Regions from separate parts of the Homo sapiens genome. Here region 1 is linked to region 2. The links are chromatin loops, found by intact Hi-C in ENCODE. Cell type or tissue: A673. All regions are shown on one strand. Each heading gives the region's core, and the rest is flanking DNA. Links, peaks and the distances in the headings are about the cores only. Region 1 holds the start of LOC124904292 (a long non-coding RNA gene). Region 2 has its middle 8.1 kb from the start of KCNA2.

Evidence for each region. Hi-C counts contacts between places; a loop is a spot of excess contacts. Peaks named below come from ENCODE experiments on the same cell type or tissue, not always from the same donor. Only the 100,000 strongest peaks of a DNase experiment are listed, where the experiment ranks them.
Region 1: a loop joins it to region 2, with 8 times the contacts of the local background. A loop is called at or near these places in 75 of 110 quality-filtered maps.

Annotation. Positions count from the first base shown.
Region 1 is chr1:110,523,460-110,525,959 of GRCh38, forward strand. It overlaps LOC124904292 (a long non-coding RNA gene), which reads left to right and starts at 1,994. Exons shown (of 2, transcript XR_007066353.1): 1 at 1,994-2,060. In A673, for the core only: a CTCF peak has its summit at 1,194 (motif pointing right); a DNase peak (open chromatin) is centred at 1,232.
Region 2 is chr1:110,612,061-110,616,926 of GRCh38, forward strand. It overlaps a transcript of KCNA2 not described here. Among named protein-coding and RNA genes, the nearest start is that of KCNA2, 8.1 kb to the left of the region's middle. In A673, for the core only: CTCF peaks have their summits at 3,885 (motif pointing left) and 4,085; DNase peaks (open chromatin) are centred at 3,871 and 4,701.

The sequences.
Region 1 (2,500 bases), core at 1-2,500, 91 kb before region 2:
GCACAGTGCTGAGACAGTGCACCTGGCTGAAACAGATCTCTTTTCCTTGCTGAACATACTTGTACTTTCCTCCCTCCAGGCCACCATGTGGGCAGGTCCTGCCACCTGCATACTTCACTTCTAACCTCACCTGAAGGTGAAGCTTTCTCTAAGGACTCCAGGTGAAGGCACTCTTGCCCTTCTGAGCACCCCCTGGAAGTTGTCTACATTTCCTTCTCGGCATTTTATTTGATTCATGTTTTATCTCCTAGAACTTTGTCATCTTTGGGTCCCTCAGCATCTGGCATGTGGGAACAGGCTGGCCCCCTCACTGTCCCGGAGACCCCTATGCTTTCCCATCTTCTGACCTCTGCTCATTGCCCTTCCCTAACAGCCAGACAGGCTTGGGTTTGAATCCCATCTTTTTACCCACTAGGTATGTGACCTTAGGCACATCACCACCTCTGTGAACTCTGCTTTCTTCCCCTCTAACTGGGTCTAATCATACCTTTCTTTTGGATTCTTGGGGGAAAGAATGAGATAGTGTATAGAACTTTGCCTGGCATGCAGTAGGCATCCCATAGATGGGAGCTGATCTTTTTTGGGAAGCTTTCCCTGCCCACGTGACACAGACCTCAGCCATCCCAACTGCCCCTCCTGAGCCCTGTAGCTCTTCATGTTGGCAGCCAGACTGAGGATGAGGCTTTATGGTTCAGGTAACCTCTTCTCTGACTGGACCAGGCACTTCCTGCAGGCAGGGCATGGGGAGGGGCTCAGCCCTGTGCTTCTCCCAGAACAGACCTGCAGACATCTGTGGCTAATGTCAGGGCTGTGGACCTGGCTTTTCAAGGTCACAGAGCTATACCAAGCAGGCAGTATCCAGAACCCATTCCATGGCCTTTCCCCATGGGTCAACTTTGGTTGCCTAGCAACTCCAACACCTCCTACACATTCAGGTGAGGCAGCAGCTGTTCCTTAGTCAGAGAATGGTTGAAATAAGTAATCATGCAAAGACAACAGTGTGTACTGCATCTCAGGGCCCCAAGGCCCCGGTGACAGGGAGCTCAGATGTCGCAGGGCTGGAAGCAGGTAGGAGGATGAGGGGGTGGGCAGGTGGGCCTGGCTCTCCGGTCCTTGAGCAAATGAGTGAAGGACTGAAGGAAGGTGGGGGTGAAACGCAAACCGTGACACCTCTTGTGACTGGACAGAAGAGGGCGCTGCTGTCCTGCTGGAAGCAATCCCTGGGCCATTCCGAGGACCCTTTACTTACCTCTTTGATGCCGCTTTTCTTTCACTTTAGGGTCGGCCAGGCCTCAGGTCTTGCAGATTCTCCCCAGTGAGTGGCTCTCAAACCTCACCCTTTCTGGTCTCTGCCCCTCTTAGAGCCAAGCCCCATCTCTTCGGCTCATGCTGAACCACGGCCCGGCCGGAAGAGTGTGGATTCTGTACCTCTCTGTCTCACGTGGTCGGGATTATGTTGCCTCACTCTCCAAGAACCTCAGTTTCCCCAACCAGGGAATGGTAAGATGGGGTCTTAGGCAAGACTCGCTGGCTCTGCTGCTCACTGTAGCCCCTCTGGTCCCTCGAGTGCCCAGCTCCTCCAGCCTTTCTGAGTGGAAAGCAGAGGTGGCGATGTCAGCCTTAGGGCCATGGAAAGGGTAGAGCTGGAAACTGAGAGCAGCGTCCGTCAGGAGACCTGAATTCAGTGGGGAGGTCAGCAGGCTGGGTGTGGGGGCTGCCCCTCATCCAGCCTGAGGCAGGCTCTCCATCCTGGTCAGGAGCACAGGCTCTGGGGGCAGACAGGAGGGCCAGCTCCCAATCCTGGCTTGGCCACTTAGTGTCTGCGTGACAGAGAACAAGTTACTTATGCTCCCTTCACTTAGGGTTCTTCGTCTTTACAGTAGCCTTGCTAGCACCTCCCTGGAAAGGGTGTGGTGGGAAAGTGATGTCACATAGAAAGCACGCAGCGTGCAGTAGGCACTCAGCAAATGCTGGCAGCTGCTATCAGTTGGGCCCGGTCAGGGACCATGGGGGTGGGGATGGCCATTCCTCCTTTTCCTGTCCTGCCAACGGTAAAATGGGTGAGTTTCACCCTTACTAGTATGGCAGCCAGGCCCTTTCAGAGGCTGTCCATGCTGATGCTGAGCCTGCTGGGACAGGCATGGTCAGTAAGGGGAAGGCCTCGGGGACCGATGTGCCTGGGCCATCAGAGGCTGGGTAGAACTTGTACGGCCCGTGCTCTAAGCCCCTCTGTCTGTGGTGAAGCTGCTTCCTCCTGTCCTGCTGTGAGGGGTGAGGTGGTCACTCGGTTACCTACACTCCTGCTGACCACACAGTTCCACACAGGATGTGAGCCTCACGATGCGCCCTAAGGAAGGTGGCGATTATTACCCCCATTTAGCAAATAAGACAACTGAGGTCCAGAAAGCTGTGTGATTGGCTCACAGTCCTTCAGTCACTACGTTATAAAGCTGTGACTCAAACTCACGTTTCTGTCACAGTCCCACAACAGCAGATCCAC
Region 2 (4,866 bases), core at 2,367-4,866:
GAATGGCTAATGAGGGTAGTCCCTCCCTCATGGTTTGGAGCTGCTGCTCTGGTTCAAGCAGTGTGCTCGTTGTCTTACCATGAGGCCCCCTGCTGCTAATACTCAAAGGCAGTACAGCAAGGTGGTGGAAGTACAGTCACGCGTCACCTAACGATGGAGACACATCCTGAGAAATGTGTCAGGTGATCTCATCGTTGTGCAAACATCGTAGAGTGTACTTACACAAACGTAGATGGCATAGCCTGCCACACACCCAGGCTGTATGGTAGAGCCTTTTGCCCTAGGCTACAAACCTGTACAGCATGTTACTGTGCTGAATAGTGTAGGTGATTGTAACACACTGGTAACAACATTCACCCAGTTGCCCAAACCAGAAGCCTGGATGTCCTTATCAACTGTCTTCTTCCTCCTTCACCCGACACACTCCACATGCAGCCAATCACTTGGCCTTGGTGTCTGTTTGCTTCTCTCTGATTCCCTCTCCCTCCCCACGCCGCCCTGGTTCAAGCCACCAGCAGGCACAGTCTGGGTCACTGCAACCCCTGTTGGTCCTGTCTTCAGACTTGTTCCCCTCTGGTCTCTTCTCCCCACAGTTGCTATAGAGACCCCACTAAAGTGCAGGTAGGATCTATCACCTCTTCAACTACTCATTGGTGCCCTATTGCTAGGATCAACCTGCATTTCCTAAAAAGCGAGCAAAGCCTTTCATGATCTGATGTTCCCCTGTCTTCCCTCTAAACCTCCATCCTGGAAGTCCACACTGGCATCACATTAAACTGCCTCGAAAGCTCTAACTGGCTTAAAACAGACAGGTCAGGTTAAGACTTGAAGTCAGACAGGCCTGGGGTGGAGCCCCTCCTCCACTGCTTGCCATTCACATGACCTTAGGTGGGGTGTTTTTCCTCTCTGAGTCTCAGGTTCCAATCTGTAAAATGGGATTAATAATGCCCAATGCTTGCTCTGAGGATTAAATGAGATAGTGGGCACAAGGTATTTATCTCAGTGACTTCCAGGAAGGTGTCAAGAAACGTGAGCTTCCAGATGGCTCCAGGTGTTTCTGCTTTGACTCCAGCAGCCCCCTGGCCAGAATGCCCTACCTTCCTCCTTCCCTGTCACTTCAATGACTTCTTCTGACACTCAACTTATGTCACATCCTCCACGAAGCCTTTCTTAACCCTCTTCCTGGTCTCCACCCACCAACAATATGCTCCGGACACAGACCTGTCACACCAGGTCCTGAGGGGCCTGTGTCCATCTGCACGCAGTCTTCCACTAGGTGGAAGCACCCTGAGGGCAGGGCCATGTCTCTTCTGCCCTTGCATACTGGTATCTGCTCCAGGCTGGGCACAAAGAAGCTGCCCTGGCAGTGTTTGTGAACCAGCAAACACCAGCAGATGCACAGCCTCTATGGTGCCCACAGCTTAACTGCCTCTCCTTGCCTTTCAGCCCTAGACTTGGTGTCCTTAGAGGGCCCTCACTTCTGAAGAAACTTGAGTTGCCACAGGGCCAGCCAGGGGCTATTTCTGACTCCTGCCCAAGAGGCTGAGAGGGGTCAAGAGGGAAGACCAGCCTTGCACCAGTCACTACTACCAGGAGGAGGATGCACCAGGCAACCCCTGTATCAGAGGATAGCAGGGCAGGGAGGAGGGTTTCCCAGAGCTGGTGGCTCCCTCTCTATTTTATAGAGAGCTTAAGCATCTTGTTCAGGGTCACCCAGCCAGTCCAGGCAAGAACCACGGTTTGAACTCAGGCACTGTGGCTCCAGAATTCATGCTCCTATCCATCCTGCTGTGCTGTTCTCATAGAGTGGGTATACTGTGGGCTGGACCTCGTCCTGTCCACTAGTCACTCTGTGCTTTAAGCTCTCCTAAGGACCCGTGGTCTTCCAGCTTCTGCTCACACGTGCTTATTGCCTCCTACCAAGGATCATTCCAACTTTGGACAGAGCTAACTTTTCAATTGCCTTTTGTGGACCTGGAATTATCCTTCTTGAAGCTTTCACTCAGGCGTCCCACCTGTGGCCATAGAGAGCAATTCTTCCTCCCCTCCCCTGCACCTTGCAGAGATCAGCACTTTACAAAGTTGAAAACAGTGGCGAGGAGCTCCATGGCTTCTCTTCTTTGAGGTCATTATTCCCAGGTCCTCAACTCTTCCTTATATGCTGTGGCTTGAGGTCTTGCACTACCCTGGCCATCCTCGGAAGTTTTCTAACTTCAAAGTGGGCCATGTATCAAAGTCTCCAGAGGAGAACACTTTGACCCTAGTGTGGCCCAGTTATCCCAGAAGTGCAGACAGTATCACTGTTTTTGCTTCATAAAAGTAGCCTAACACAGGTTGACTCCCTAGTGTCTGCGTTATGTGGCTGAATTAGCTGGGCCTGAAGGTTACTCTAAGCCCCACGTCCTTCTTCTCTCCCTTTTATGGCCTTTGGTCAATAGAGAAGAGGAATAGAACAGAAAAACAAGAAGCAAGTTGATATCATGGAAAGGCCCTTGGCCTGCCAGTTTCTGTCCTGACTTTATTACCAGGTGACCTTGTAAGTCACTTCCCCTCTTTGGGCCCCAGTTTCTTCATCTGTAAAATGGGAAAGCTGGGCTACTTCTTATTCTATGATTCGTTCTTCAACTTTACCTGGCTGAGGAATGGGAGCCTTAAGCAGATGAATGCATATACCTCCTTTATCTCCACTGGCACCATGGGTCCTCCTACTGTCACTATTTTGCTGAGAGGACATCAAGGCTCAGAGGTCATAGGACCTGCTCAAGGTTGCATGGCTCTAGTAAGTGGCAGAGCTGGGATTCCAGCCCAGACTTTGCTGATCCCCACATCAACCGTTACCCCAACACATGTCACTGCCTGTTTAAAAGGGAGAAAGGACTTTCAAAGATGCCAAATCATTTTGAAAACGAATCCTGCAAACATTCCAAACAGTGCAAACCTGATGCTCAGTGCATCTTAATGATGTTCTCTGAGTCCAAGAAGGGTCATTACAAAGGGAACACAGGGAATCTTTGACTCTGAGGCCTTGCAGAAAGGGGCTGAAATTGCAGTGAGGAGTTTCCTGAAGTTCAACCTGAGGAAAATGACTGGCCCTACTGGAAGTTTCATGGCCTAAGGCACCCAAAGGCGACCTGTAAGATCACAGCAGGGCCCGCCTGCCACACACCACTTACCTAGGGCCTTACCTGAATGCTAAGGAAGTAGAATTAGAGGCATGAAAGACTAGGTAGAAAACAGTTGGATAAAAAAACGTGTTTGTTGAATGGAGTAAACTCTTGTGTGGACAGGCAGTGGGGCTTGCCCTGGGAACTCAAATCTGAGGCTCTGGAGTGACTCAGCCTCTCTGGCTCAAGTATTTTTATTTTTATTTCAAACATACATATTTTCTGAATTGATTAAAAGAACAAAACATCCTAAGTCCCCTACTCCCAAACTCTCCTGCTATGAGGAGGTTGAAGGTGGTCACTAGAATGGGGCTATTAGAAAGATTTTCTTTGCCACCAGATGTTCCGCTCCTGATCTTCCTTAAAGGCAATCCCTTGGCACTACTTGTTAGTGTCAGCAACAGTGATGCTTTGGTGCTTCGATCGACCCAAGTCTTTGAAGCAGGGGAGGGAAAGGTAGACAAGTGAGGAGGTGGCTAAATCATCCTGGCATTCCTGGTGTTGCAGAACCAACGTGTATCTAGAAGAGTACAGGGAAGATGACTTAGGAGTGGAAGAGAGCCTGGGGCACAAACGACAGCTAGGAGGAGGGACAGAGGGTCGGGGCGCCTGGGGAGGAGAACCTCTGTGGTTTCCTGTCCCTCTCACACTCGCAACCAGGAGTCTTGGGATGCTTGCTGTTCACCTGAAATTCTAGGCTCATCCAACAGTGCCACCCAATGGCCACATGGGTGCAGGGACGTGCCTAAGGAAGTGGAAACCAGATGGGAGGAGAAAAGAGCCTCACCAATTCAGAAAAAGAGAGACCTGAGTTTCTTTCTGCCTTGAGGATGTGGTATAGGGCTCTCCAGGGGTCTTTGGACCTGGGCAGAGCCATGCTTTAAGGGTTCTGCATGCCTCAAAGGAATTCCTCTCTTCTCTGAACTCTGGCCATTAGAATCTGCTGGGTTAAATCAGGGACTCTGTAACCTGCAGATCCCCAAGTCAGCCTGGAGAGATGGGGCATCTGTAGCCCCTGGCCCAGGCTTCACTTCCTGAGATGATGAGGGGCTGGCAATGCAGCCCCACCCCCACCCCCACCACCCAGGTTCATCTAGTCAGGGTCAGGGGCCGTGGCAGTTGTCAGGTCAGCTCTGTGGGACAGCGGGGTAGAGGGTGGAAGTCAGAATGTGGAGTGACTTCATAGGGGGCTGCGCATCACTTCCCTTCTCTTCCAGCTGCACCTTTCCAAAGTCCAGGAGCTTTCAGGAAATAAGAAAAAGTTCTTTCTTTAAGAAACATGGGACCCCAGAGTTAGATCATAAATAAGCCAGCATGGTTCCTAAGGAAAAAACAACAGAGCCTGGGAACAACCGAGCCAGGGTCTAACTGAAACTCTCCAGGCTATGTGAGAAGGATAATTCCTAACAGAGGCAGGTGCTATGTTCACTCCCATTCAACAGTTACAGAAACAAGCTTGGTGAGGCTGAGTGGCTTGCCTGTAGCCACATAGCCAGCAGCTGGGTGCAAAAGGCAGGAGCTGAGTCATGGTCTGTCCTCTAGCCCCGGCTCTAAACCAGGCATCGAGCCAAGCACTGTGGGGGACACACAGAGCGTGGCACAGAGGAGGTGCTTGATAAATACTAGTTCCTTCCCTAGAAGGATGGATAAGGAAGCAGAATTGTCAACAATTGACTCTAACCCAAGGCAGAATGAATTGGCT